Regions from separate parts of the Homo sapiens genome. Here region 1 is linked to region 2. Evidence: chromatin loops called from intact Hi-C (ENCODE). Cell type or tissue: endothelial cell of umbilical vein. All regions are shown on one strand. Links, peaks and the distances in the headings refer to the core of each region. The heading gives the core; the rest is flanking DNA. Region 1 has its middle 49 kb from the start of LRRC74A. Region 2 has its middle 3.3 kb from the start of LINC01629.

Region 1 (5,368 bases), core at 133-5,132, 81 kb before region 2:
GGGTCTTAGCAAGTTTCTCTGATCTCCCAAACTTCTGCCCCTGAGGAACGCCAACTTGGAATCTGAGCCTCGAAAGGTCCAGCAGCCCAACCCCTGGGCAGACCTCTCCAAGGCTCCGTGTCCTCATTGTGACCATCTTGCACCCTTGTGAGGAAGAAAATCAGGCACCCAGGAAGAGCTCCATGAATATTTATTCATCTTCTCCAGTCAGCCCGCCCTGAAGCTGGGCAGACCGCAGAGAGGAGTCCTGCTCCATGAGGACAGGACTGCACAAGCGCTTTGTCAGTTTGGCAGGTCAGGAGGCTGGCAGGCAGGAGGACCCCAGCAGCAGCTGCAGCTTTCCCATGGAGGACGAGGCAGAGGTAGAGGGGCCTTGCAGGAGCAGGAGGGGCGTCAAGGTCAAAGATGGCTCAGAGGCGCTGGCCCAGCCTTCAGAGGTGGTCAGGCTGCAACCCAGAGAGACGGCACCCTGTGCTTGCTGTCCTTCCATACCCGACTCAATGCGGCTTCATGCACTCACTCCTAGCATCCTTACAGTGATTCTGCATAGTGAGCACTGTAGAATCCCCATTTTGCAGCCAGGGAAACGGGGGCGGAGGGGGGCGTGTGGAGAATTTAAGCATTTTGCCCAAGGTGCCCCAGCCAGTAAGTAGCAACGCCAAGATCCAGGCCCTGGCAATACAGCTGTGGCTCCCTGAGGGCTTAGCCACGTTGCCTCCCCGCCCCTCTGCCAGGCTGGACTGGCTAACGGAAGGCGGCGAAGGCTGAGATGGTGCTCTGTGTGGCCAAATTCTCAAGGGCAAGTTGATGCCCTCTCCCCACCAGCTGCATGGCTCAGAAATTGTGCTGGGAGCAGGTGGGAGAAGCGGAGTGTGGATATCTGTGTACTAGAACTATGAAGGGATTAAGCCTGCGAATTCTGGCATTTGACACTCCTGGGTTTGAATTCTGTTTGGCTTCACCAATTACCATCTCTGACTCTGAGCAATTCATTTATCCTCTCTGAATCTCAGTTTGCTCATCTGTAAACAGGAATGTTAGTGGTACCACCTCCTCTATAGGGTGTGTCCTCTGTGGCTGGAGCAGATGGAAAGAAGGAAAGCATGGTGGAAGTGAGTTCAGAGGGAATGTGTTCAGGTCAGGTGGGGGCTTGAAGGCCATCAGAGAACATGGCTGTGAAGATTTAATGAAATCACACACATGAAACACCAAGCCCAAGGCCTGGCATACAGTAAGTGCCTAATATAAGCATGCCCTCCTTACAGTGGTGTTCCACTCCTGAGAGGGAGAGGTATGGGGAGCTGGAGGACCAGCAGAGCACAGGAGGGACCAAACTGAACAGCTATCTTTGAAACACCCAACTAATAGGTGTTGGAAATACCATGGGGGGTGTTCCAATCTCAGGCCATGGCTTCAGGCTGGCATTAAAACAGAAGAATTTGTCCATGGTCTTGGAGGGTGGGGTGGGAAGACCAGGGGCCAGCAGCACTGGGGGGTGTGGTGTGGGCAGCGCAGTATCATAGGCCTGAAAGAACAGGAGACAGAGAGACATCCGGCATTTTTTTTTTTTTTTTGGCTTCCCACCTGGGCTGAAAAATGCCCTACCTTACAAGTGTTGGGGAAGGCAGCTGGGACATAGGATTATGCCTACCCAGATAGCCACTCCAAATACAGGAGCTGGCACCAAAGAACCAAGGGCTACAGAGAATTCCCTGTGGTAGCTGCAACGTTGAAGTTCAGTGGAGTTCCCGGGGCAGCAGTGGTAACGGTGCAGGGTGTCATTCATGGTCCCGGGCCTGCAGGTTCACGATGCAAACTGCAGCCTCTGGTGTCTGACTATGGTGGCAGCTGTGGTGTCCTCAGGCGACCAGGCCTGCCTTGCCAAGTGGGGGCTTGGGATTTGTTTTGTTTTGTTTTAAACAAAAGAACACAATGACTGGCAAGGCCAGCCTGTGCCCTAAACACGAACTCCTGCCCAGTGGCCTTGAACCATTCTTCAAGAAGCAGGTGTCCTGGAGGGGAGGGAACCCAAGGGCAGCTGGGGTGAGGCTGCCCCAGGCCCGGGAGCTCCTTTTATGGAAGGTCATCCAGGGAACCCTCAGAGGGCTTTGGCTTGTGTTGCCACCACCCTAGGCAGTCTGTGGATGAAACAGAGTGACTGGCTAAATGCTGTGGGGTCCAGGCTACCTGAGACATGATTTGTGCTTGTGTGGATGTGTTATTTGATGATAAAGAATATAGTTGGTCTTCTTCCCGGTTCTTGGCACAGAGCTTCAAAACCCTTGTAATTTCCTGAGAGATGAAAATCTTTGTTATGCTAAAGAGGTGGCTCAGGGTGGACCCCTAGATCACTTTAGGCAGGTGCTGGTCACCAGAAAGACCACCCACAGGATTAGAGGTTGGTACTTTTGGCCAATAGACTTCCAGGAAGGAGAGAGGGGGCTGGAGATTGAGTTTAGTCATGTGGCCAGTGTTCACTCAAGCAAGCCTAGGCAATGAAACCCCAGTAAATACTCTGCACACTGAGGCTCTGCAGAACTCCCTGGTTGGTGAACACATTGAGATGCCAGAGGCTGGCGATCCCTGATTCCATGGGAAGAGAACATGGAAGCTCTGTGCTCCCTCCCAGACCTTGCCCTCTGTCACTGTTCGTGTGCCTGTTCCCGAGCTGTATCTTTGTAATAAAGCTGTGATTTTATAAGCACAGTATCGTGCTTTCAGTGAGCTTTGAGTCATTCCAGCAAATTATCAAAACTGGGGAAGCAGTGGGGATGCTCAAATTTGTAGCTGGCTGGTCAGAAGTGCAGGTGGTCTGGGTGCCCAACTTGCAGCTGGTACTGAAACAGAGGCAGTTTTGTGGAGGACTGAGCCCGAAAACTAAAGTCTGCTGCCAACCCTAGGGGGGTTAGTGTCAGAACTGAATTGCGGTTACTCCTGTTGGTATTCCTCCAGGTGGGATGGAAATGGAGCACATGTACACAGCAGCATACTCGCATTTGAATTTCAGAGATGAGGTGTGTGTGCTCCAATGTGCCCATGCCCCAAAAGAGGGGCTTGTCTGTGAGCTAAGTCCAAGCCCCTCCTGCTTTCTGACCTGTGTCTAACAACCCTGATTCAGTGCAGCCACTCCCGGCTGTACCTCTGCTTTCCCAGCAGAGGGTGCTCCAACCCCACAAGTACCCCATCTCCATAGCCTTTCCCAGCTCCCTAAGGCTCAGTTGAGATGCACAGAAGAAAATAGGACCCCACACTGGCTCAGGGAAATCAAATTCTTATTAGGTGCCCTCAGAAAAGCAGCAATGCAGCCAGCTTCAGTGACACAGATTGCACCAGGGGAGCCTGGGCCATAGCCTTCAGCCTCCCTGCGACGTCCAGGTTCTGTGGGAGCTGAGCTTATACAATTTAGGGGCCCTCTTTAAAAAAAAAATACAGCCAGGTGCGGTGACTCACGCCTGTAATCCCAGCACTTTGGAAGGCAGAGGCGGGTGGATCACCTGAGGTCAGGAGTTCTAGACCAGGCTGGCCAACATGGTGAAACCGTGTCTCTACTAAAAATACAAAAATTAGCCAGGCATGGTGGCAGGCACCTGTAATCCCAGCTATTCAGGGTTGGGGGGCAGGAGGCACCGAGGCAGGAGAATCACTTGAACCCGGGAGGCAGAGGTTGCAGTGAGCTGAGATGGCACCATTGCACTCCAGCCTGGGGGACAAGAATGAGACTTTGTCTCAAAAAAAAAGAAAAAAATACAAATTCACAAATACAATGTTAGGGATAGAAAGTGGATGTTTAGAATGAGGGGGAAGAATCACAACAAATGACACATTTTCTTAAAGCTGACAAGACCATAAGCATCAAATCCCCCCAGGGCCTTGGAAGGGGCCTCACTGCAGTGCAGGTCCCTGCAGCTTGAGTTTTTTTAGCTTCTCAGCAACTCTGGCCCACCTGCCACATCTAGTAGCTGCAGGAAGGGAAGTCCAGGCAAGCAACCAGACACCTTCTGAATACAACTACAACCTTGCGAGTAGCTTGTCTATTTCTCCACGCCTCTCTCTTCTTCCCTGTCCTTGGAGCAGCCAGCTGTGGTCACATAATAAACGTGGGTGAGATGCTATCCCTTCCTTCCCTCTCTGTCAAACCCAGGAGGCTGCCACCCACCCCCTCTGATTTTGAGGAGTGTGAGGCAGTTCTTTGGGCTTCTCTCTCCTTGAGTCCTTGCCCCACAGTGGGTCTTCAGTCTACTAAGTGTTATTTCAAGACTGTAGGCCGGGCGTGGTGCCTCATGCTTAGTAATCCCAGCACTTTGGGAGGCCAACGCGGGCGGATCACGTCAGGAGATCGAGACCACCATGAAACCTCGTCTCTACTAAAAATACAAAAAATTAGCCGGGCATGGTGGCGGGCGCCTGTAGTCCCAACTACTCGGAGAGGCTGAGGCAGGAGAATGGCGTGAACCTGGGAGGCAGAGCTTGCAGGGAGCCGAGATCGTGCCACTGCACTCCAGCCTGGGCGACACAGCAAGACTCTGTCTCAAAAAAAAAAAAAAGAAAAAGAAAAAAAAGACTGTAAAACCCACAGCCCCAAAATGCCTTTCCCAAGTGCACTGTGATGCAAGAAATAACCCCTTCTAGAAATTAGTAGGGAAAAAACAGAAGGCAAATTATCTGGGGTAAAGGGGGAGAATGCACATTTATTTATACCAAAGTGTAAATGACTTCACTGACATTCAGTAAATACTTATTAAGGGCTCTCTGTGTGTCCTGTGCTGTGTGGGTGTTTGGGATACATCAGTGAATAAAAAAAGACAAAACCTGTCTCTCATGTGAAGTTTGCATTCTAGCAAGAGAAGACTGACCAATAATGTAAGAAATAAGTGAATCATACAGTATATTAGAAGTGCTATGGGGAAAAATAGAGCCAGGAGGCTGGCAGGCTTGCAGGCCTTGTGGGAAGCCACGCGGCATCTGGGGGAAGCACTTAAGAGGGCACAGCTGAAGAAAAGTCTCCATGCAGGAGCCCTTTGGTGTGTCCCTTGTGGCCAGAGCAGATGGAGGGAAGGAGAGCAAGCGTGGTACAAGCAAGTTCAGAGGGAACATGGCCAGGTCAGGTGGGGCCTTGAGGGCCATCAGGGAACGTGGGTGTCTAAAGGAGACGGCTCTGCAGGGTGAGGGCAGAGTCATAGCATACTCCAAGACCTTTTTAAAATGATAGTGTGGGTCAGGCACAGTGGCTCACACCTGTAATCCCAGCGCTTTGGGAGGCTGAGGCAGGTGGGTCACTTGAGGTCAGGAGTTCGAGGCCAGCCTGGCCAACATGGCGAAACCCCATCTCTACAAAAATACAAAAATTAGCTGGGTGTGGTGGCGGGCA
Region 2 (5,368 bases), core at 50-5,049:
TGGCAGGAAGGAGCCAAGCCACAGGGCAGGCCAAGGCTGTGCGGGCAGCTCAGGGCAGGGGCCTGGGGTGGGGCGGAGGAGCTCCCCTTTCTTGCTGGGATCTCTCCACAGGCCGCCAGCAGGCCCTGAGCTCCAAGGGGAGCCTCTTCCACCGGGCCACTTTCACTTTCTCTTTTCTCCACAGAAGCAGAACCAGCAGGCCCAGCTCACAGAGATGGGGTGGGAGTTAGGAGTCAGAAAAACTGGCTTGGCCAGGCGCAGCGGCTCAAACCTGTAATCCCAGCACTTTGGGAGGCCGGGACGAGTGCATCACCAGAGGTCAGGAGTTCGAGACCAGCCTAGCCAACATGGTGAAACCCTGTCTCTACTAAAAATACAAAAATTAGCTGGGCATGGTGGGGGGCACCTGTAATCACAGCTACTTTCAGGAGACAGAGGCAGGAGAATCGCTTGAACTCAGAAGGCGGAGGTTGCAGTGAGCCGAGATTGCGCCATTGTACTCCAGCCTGGGCAACAAGAGTGAAACTCCGTCTCAAAAAAAAAAGAAAAAAGAAAAAGAAAAACTGGCTCCTGGGGGGCCTCCTGAACATGGGAGAAAGGCGGCTCAACAGCCTCTGTGCCCCATAGCCATGTGAGTAAATCTCAGCAGAGAAATAGTAATAATGACAGTCCCTTATATTCCTCAGCCAGGAATACCTTTATTTATTTATTTATTTATTTTTATTTTTGAGACAGGGTCTCAATCTATCACCCAGGTTGGAGTGCAGTGGTGCAATCTCAGCTCACTGCAACCTCCACCTCCCAGACTCAAGCAATCCTCTCACCTTAGCCTCCCGAGGAGCTAATTTTTAAAATTTTTTGTAGAGATGGTCTCACTATATTGCCCAGTCTAGTCTCACACTCCTGGTCTCAATCGACCCTCCTGCCTCAGACTCCCAAAGTGCTGGGATTACAGGTGTGACTTACCATTTACTCAGCCTGCCAGGGATACTTTCAAAGCACTATCATGATTATTATCTCACCAGATCCTCACTCTGGGGCGGGGATAGGGAAGACAGGAATTAAAAAACAAATGCAAAAAAAAAATGTCCTCCAGGCTGGGAGTCAACTGAAGCCAGAAAGCCAGGGCAAGAACATTTTGTAGGTTTTGTATTTTGCCAGATTTCCTCCCTGTTCCCAGAGGTTCACCTCAGAGCAGCAGAGCCTTGCTCAATCTCTGCCCATCCAGGAAGAAACTGAGGCAACCCTGGCAGGACCCAGAGTGGAAACACAGCTGACGCCTCCATCATGGCCCCCTGTAACAGTGCAACACTCACAAACAAAGGAAGGGAATTCACTCCTGGATTTCCCAGCAGAGCCAAGTGTGTCTTAGGAGCTGGCAAGGAAGGGAGGTGACATCTGGGAGAGGACCAGGAGCCGTCAACAACCCTGGAGAAGTTGTGTTCATTCTTACTTTCCAGATAGTAAATATTGCCTAAAGACAGAGCTAGCAGAGATTCTCAAGCCTGCTCAGGATTTCTCTAAAGCCTTCCTGCTGCTTTCAGGGGTCAGGAGCCCCTGCAGCCTTTTTTGTTTGTTTGTTTGTTTGTTTGTTTGTTTTTGAGGCTGAGTCTCCCTCTGTCGCCCAGGCTGCAGTACAATGGCATGATCTCAGCTGACTGCAACCTCTGCCCCCCAGGTTCAAGTGATTCTCTTGCCTCAGCCTCCTGAGTAGCTGGGATTACAGGCGCCCGCCACCACGCCTGGCTAAATTTTGTATTTTTAGTAGAGACGAGGTTTCACCATGTTGGCCAGGCTGGTCTCGAACTCCTGACCTAAGGTGATCTGCCCACTCCGCCTCCCAAAGCCCCTGCGGCTCTTATCCATAGATCCTGCACAGGAACACCCCCACGCAGGCCCTGGCCCTCTCCTTGTTATGTGTCCCTGAGGCTGTCCTCCCAGGACTTGGTTCACTTTCAGGTCTGCCACCCATTGGTGCATTCATTTCTGTATTTAATGTTACTGAGCACCAACTATGTCCCACACACTCTTCCAGGTACTGGGGATACAGCAGAGCCAAACAAAACCGAGAAAGTCTCTGCCCTCAAGCTTTTATTGAAGGAGGGAAATAGACAAAAGAGAAGCAAACAAACAAAAAAGGTAAAATCAGAGGGTGGTAAAAGCTATGAAGGAAATAAAGCAGTATAACTGCTTAAGGAGCAGGGACCTCTGCAGGTGGATGGCAAGGGAAGGTCTCTCTGCAGAGACGACATTGACATTCATGCTGAGACCTGGGCCAGCCATGCAAAGAAGGGGGGTGTAGGCAGAAGTGCCGCAGTGGGAACAGGCTAGAAGTTGGGCCTGGTGCTGGGACAGTCCCAGTTCAGGCATGTCCTCCTGGTGTCGTTTTTAATAGCTCATCCTTTCACAATCAAGAGTGGCTCATGCCGGAGATGAGTTACCCGCAATGAGGGGCTGGATTTATTCTAAGGGCAGAGGGAAGCCATCACAGGAAATGATGTGATTGATGTTTTGAAAAGAACTCGCTGGCTGTTCCGTGAAGAATAAATTAGAGGGGCAGGAGGGAAGAAGTCTGCCTGGGGCGGCTGCAGCAACCCAGGCGTGCTGCGAGGTGCCCTTTGACTAGATTCCAGTGGGGGCTTTCGGGCGAGCAGAAGAACCCCAGGGATCAGCTCTAGCCACGCTCAGCTCCCTGGGCCGGCCCTGGGCATTTCTGAGACGGCCCTCGCGCTCAGGGACCTCTCCTCGCAGTTCCATTGTCTGTTCTTGCGGAGTCCTGCCACACTGGGAGGGCCACCCCCTCCTCTTGCTCCCCTCCCCTCCCCGGGTCCAGCCCCTCCCCTGCCTGGCCCGGCTGCCGCCCAGCGCCAGCCAGAGCCCACCCCGCCTCCCTGCAGGAAGCCGGCTGGCGGCGCCTGCTGCGTGACCTTGGGCTGCAAAGTCGGGCGTTTGCAAAGTCAAAGCGAGTCACTTCCTCCCCCAGGCCTCCCCCGAGCGGGCAGCCGGCCGCCGCTCCCTGCCCCCTCGCCCGCCGCGGGCCGGGGCTGGCGCTGGCACGAACGCGCTCTGCATGCTAAGTGCTCGCGCCCGTTCCCGCCGCCCGGAGGCTCATTTGTCACCCGCTGCTGACTCAGCACTTCTGCAGAAGGCTTTTCCCTCCGCTTTGGAGGAGGAGGCCCGGAAATGAGGCAGAGGCTCTTCCTTCCCTTCCCTCCAGCAGGGGTGTGTGGCGTGGGTGTGTGCGGGTGTGGCAGGGTCTGTCTGTATGTCTGATGCCTGTCCATCACCGGTGTATATTTTCGCGGCTGTGTCTGTCTTTTGTGTATGGCTGAGTCTGTGTATGTGTCTTAGTGCATGTTGATCCCTGCGCCTGTCTGGTGGGTCTTTGTCCCTGTCTGTGGGCATCTGTGTTGGCCTGTGGGCCTGTCATGTGTGTGTCATACGTGTGTCTGGGTGAGTGTGTGTGTGTCCCCCCCACCCCCCTCCCTCAGCCCCAGCCTCCTCCCCTCAGACTTCACCTTGTCTCCTGGAGTGACCCTGGGGTTTCTGAGGCCAAAGTGGCACACCTTCCCTCCCCTGGCACCCCCAGCTCCCATCCCACCCTCTGCCACCAGTCCCCTAACATGGGACCTCAGGGGCTGAAAACACAGGCTCTGGAATCAGCCACATCTCCACATCTAGGTCTCAGCCTAGGCTCTGCACTTGCCACAGGGACCTTAAATGAGATACCTTTCCTGAGCCTGTTTCCACACTTATAAAATAGAGGTGATCATATCTCCCTAAAAGAGGATAATTTCATGATGGGGTCTGGTATATCACATGCAGCAAATGGTGCCTGTTATTTCTACTTAAAGCAATAGGCCCAGTGTCAGGCACATAGCCAGGGTCTAATAAACGGCCACTTAAGAATAAAAGCACCAAGAAGCCCTTTCCTTGGCTGCCAGAAAAGGGAGTGGGTGGGGAGATGGTGACCTGGATTGGGAGCTGGGCAGGAGCTGTTTGCATGACACCTACTGTGAGGAGAGAGATGTGGTGACCTGATTTAGTGCTGCCTTGGGCAGCCAAGGAAGTCAGGAAGGAAATCACAGACGAGGGGCTCGGGAGCTGCTGTGCCCTGCCCTGCCCTTCCCCAGACCACACACTGCCTGACACCCGCAGGCAGAGTGAGGGCCCAGGGGGGAGGAGCACAACTCCATGCCAGCCCCTACCTCCAGAGCAGCCCTCATGCTGTGTCCCTGGGTGAACAACTTTTTTTTTTTTTTTTTAAGACAGGGTCTCTCTCAGCCACATAGGCTCGACTACAGTGGCGCGATCATAGCTCACTGCAGCTTCGACTTCGCGGGCTCAAAAGATTCTCCCCCTTCAGCCTCCTGAGTAACTGGGACTACAGGTGCATGCCACCATGCCCAGCTAATTTTTAATTTTTTTTTGAAGGGACAGGGTCTTGCTATGTTGCCCAGGCTGGTCTTGAACTCCTGGGCTCAAGTGATCCTCCTGCGTCTGCCTACTGAAGTCCTGGAATTATAGGCATAAGCCACTTTGTCCAGCCGCTGGGAGAATATGCACATCCATTCGTTTTACCTCTTTAGCAATCTTGTGAAGGAGATTCTTAGCATCCCCATTTTGCAGCTGAGAAAAACTGAGACTGGGAGGTTAAGTCCCAAGGTCACAGGACCGACAGGTGGCTGAGAGAACCCTGGCATTCCAGCTGCCAGTCAGGCACTCCCTGGTTGTCTACACTAGCTGCCGTCTTCCTGGGCACACACAGAGGAATCAGCACACACCCGGTACACCCTCCCATGAGCAGAACTCCTACACACTGGCTGGTACCATACCCTCCCTAACACCAGCACCCGTAGCAAATTCTTTCCAGGGCCAGCCAAGCCCTACTCCCCTTTGTTAAAGGCAGCTTTCCTCAGAAGGGTGAGCATTTGTTGTCTCAGGGCCTGCAGTGTGGATTCTACCTTCTTTTTACTGTGTTCAGCAGGAGCGAGGCAAACCAGCTTGGGATAGAAACACAGGCGTTTCCTCCACTGTCAGGGTTTTCCTGGGGCAGGCATCTGAGTTACTGCCTGGACCCGGTAGCCCCTAGCAACAGGGCACCACTCTCACCTGGGCCATTTATGATGACTTTGGGAGGTGGAGCCAATTAGGGGGCAAAGCAGGGATCCCCACAGGTGGGAGTGGCAAAAGAGTGGAGGCTTGAAGTCCAGGAAACCCCAGTGTATGCCTCTGCTGCTAAGGAGCCGTGTGGCCTTGGGCAAATCACTATCCCCTTCTGAGCCTGGGGCTCCACATCTACATAGTAAGGGAAGTGGCACTCATGTTCCTTCCAGTTCACACACAGTCCCACATGCTACTAGACCTA

What was found. Hi-C counts contacts between places; a loop is a spot of excess contacts. Peaks named below come from ENCODE experiments on the same cell type or tissue, not always from the same donor. Only the 100,000 strongest peaks of a DNase experiment are listed, where the experiment ranks them.
Region 1: a loop joins it to region 2, with 5 times the contacts of the local background. A loop is called at or near these places in 10 of 110 quality-filtered maps.

The regions. Positions count from the first base shown.
Region 1 is chr14:76,873,038-76,878,405 of GRCh38, forward strand. No RefSeq gene overlaps it. Among named protein-coding and RNA genes, the nearest start is that of LRRC74A, 49 kb to the left of the region's middle. In endothelial cell of umbilical vein, for the core only: a CTCF peak has its summit at 3,136 (motif pointing right); a DNase peak (open chromatin) is centred at 3,184.
Region 2 is chr14:76,953,649-76,959,016 of GRCh38, forward strand. No RefSeq gene overlaps it. Among named protein-coding and RNA genes, the nearest start is that of LINC01629, 3.3 kb to the right of the region's middle. RefSeq lists enhancers at 1-27, 28-597, 2,360-2,429, 2,678-3,212 and a silencer at 2,770-3,129. In endothelial cell of umbilical vein, for the core only: no CTCF peak of the experiment used is centred there; DNase peaks (open chromatin) are centred at 1,353, 2,883 and 3,983; H3K27ac peaks cover 4,853 bases.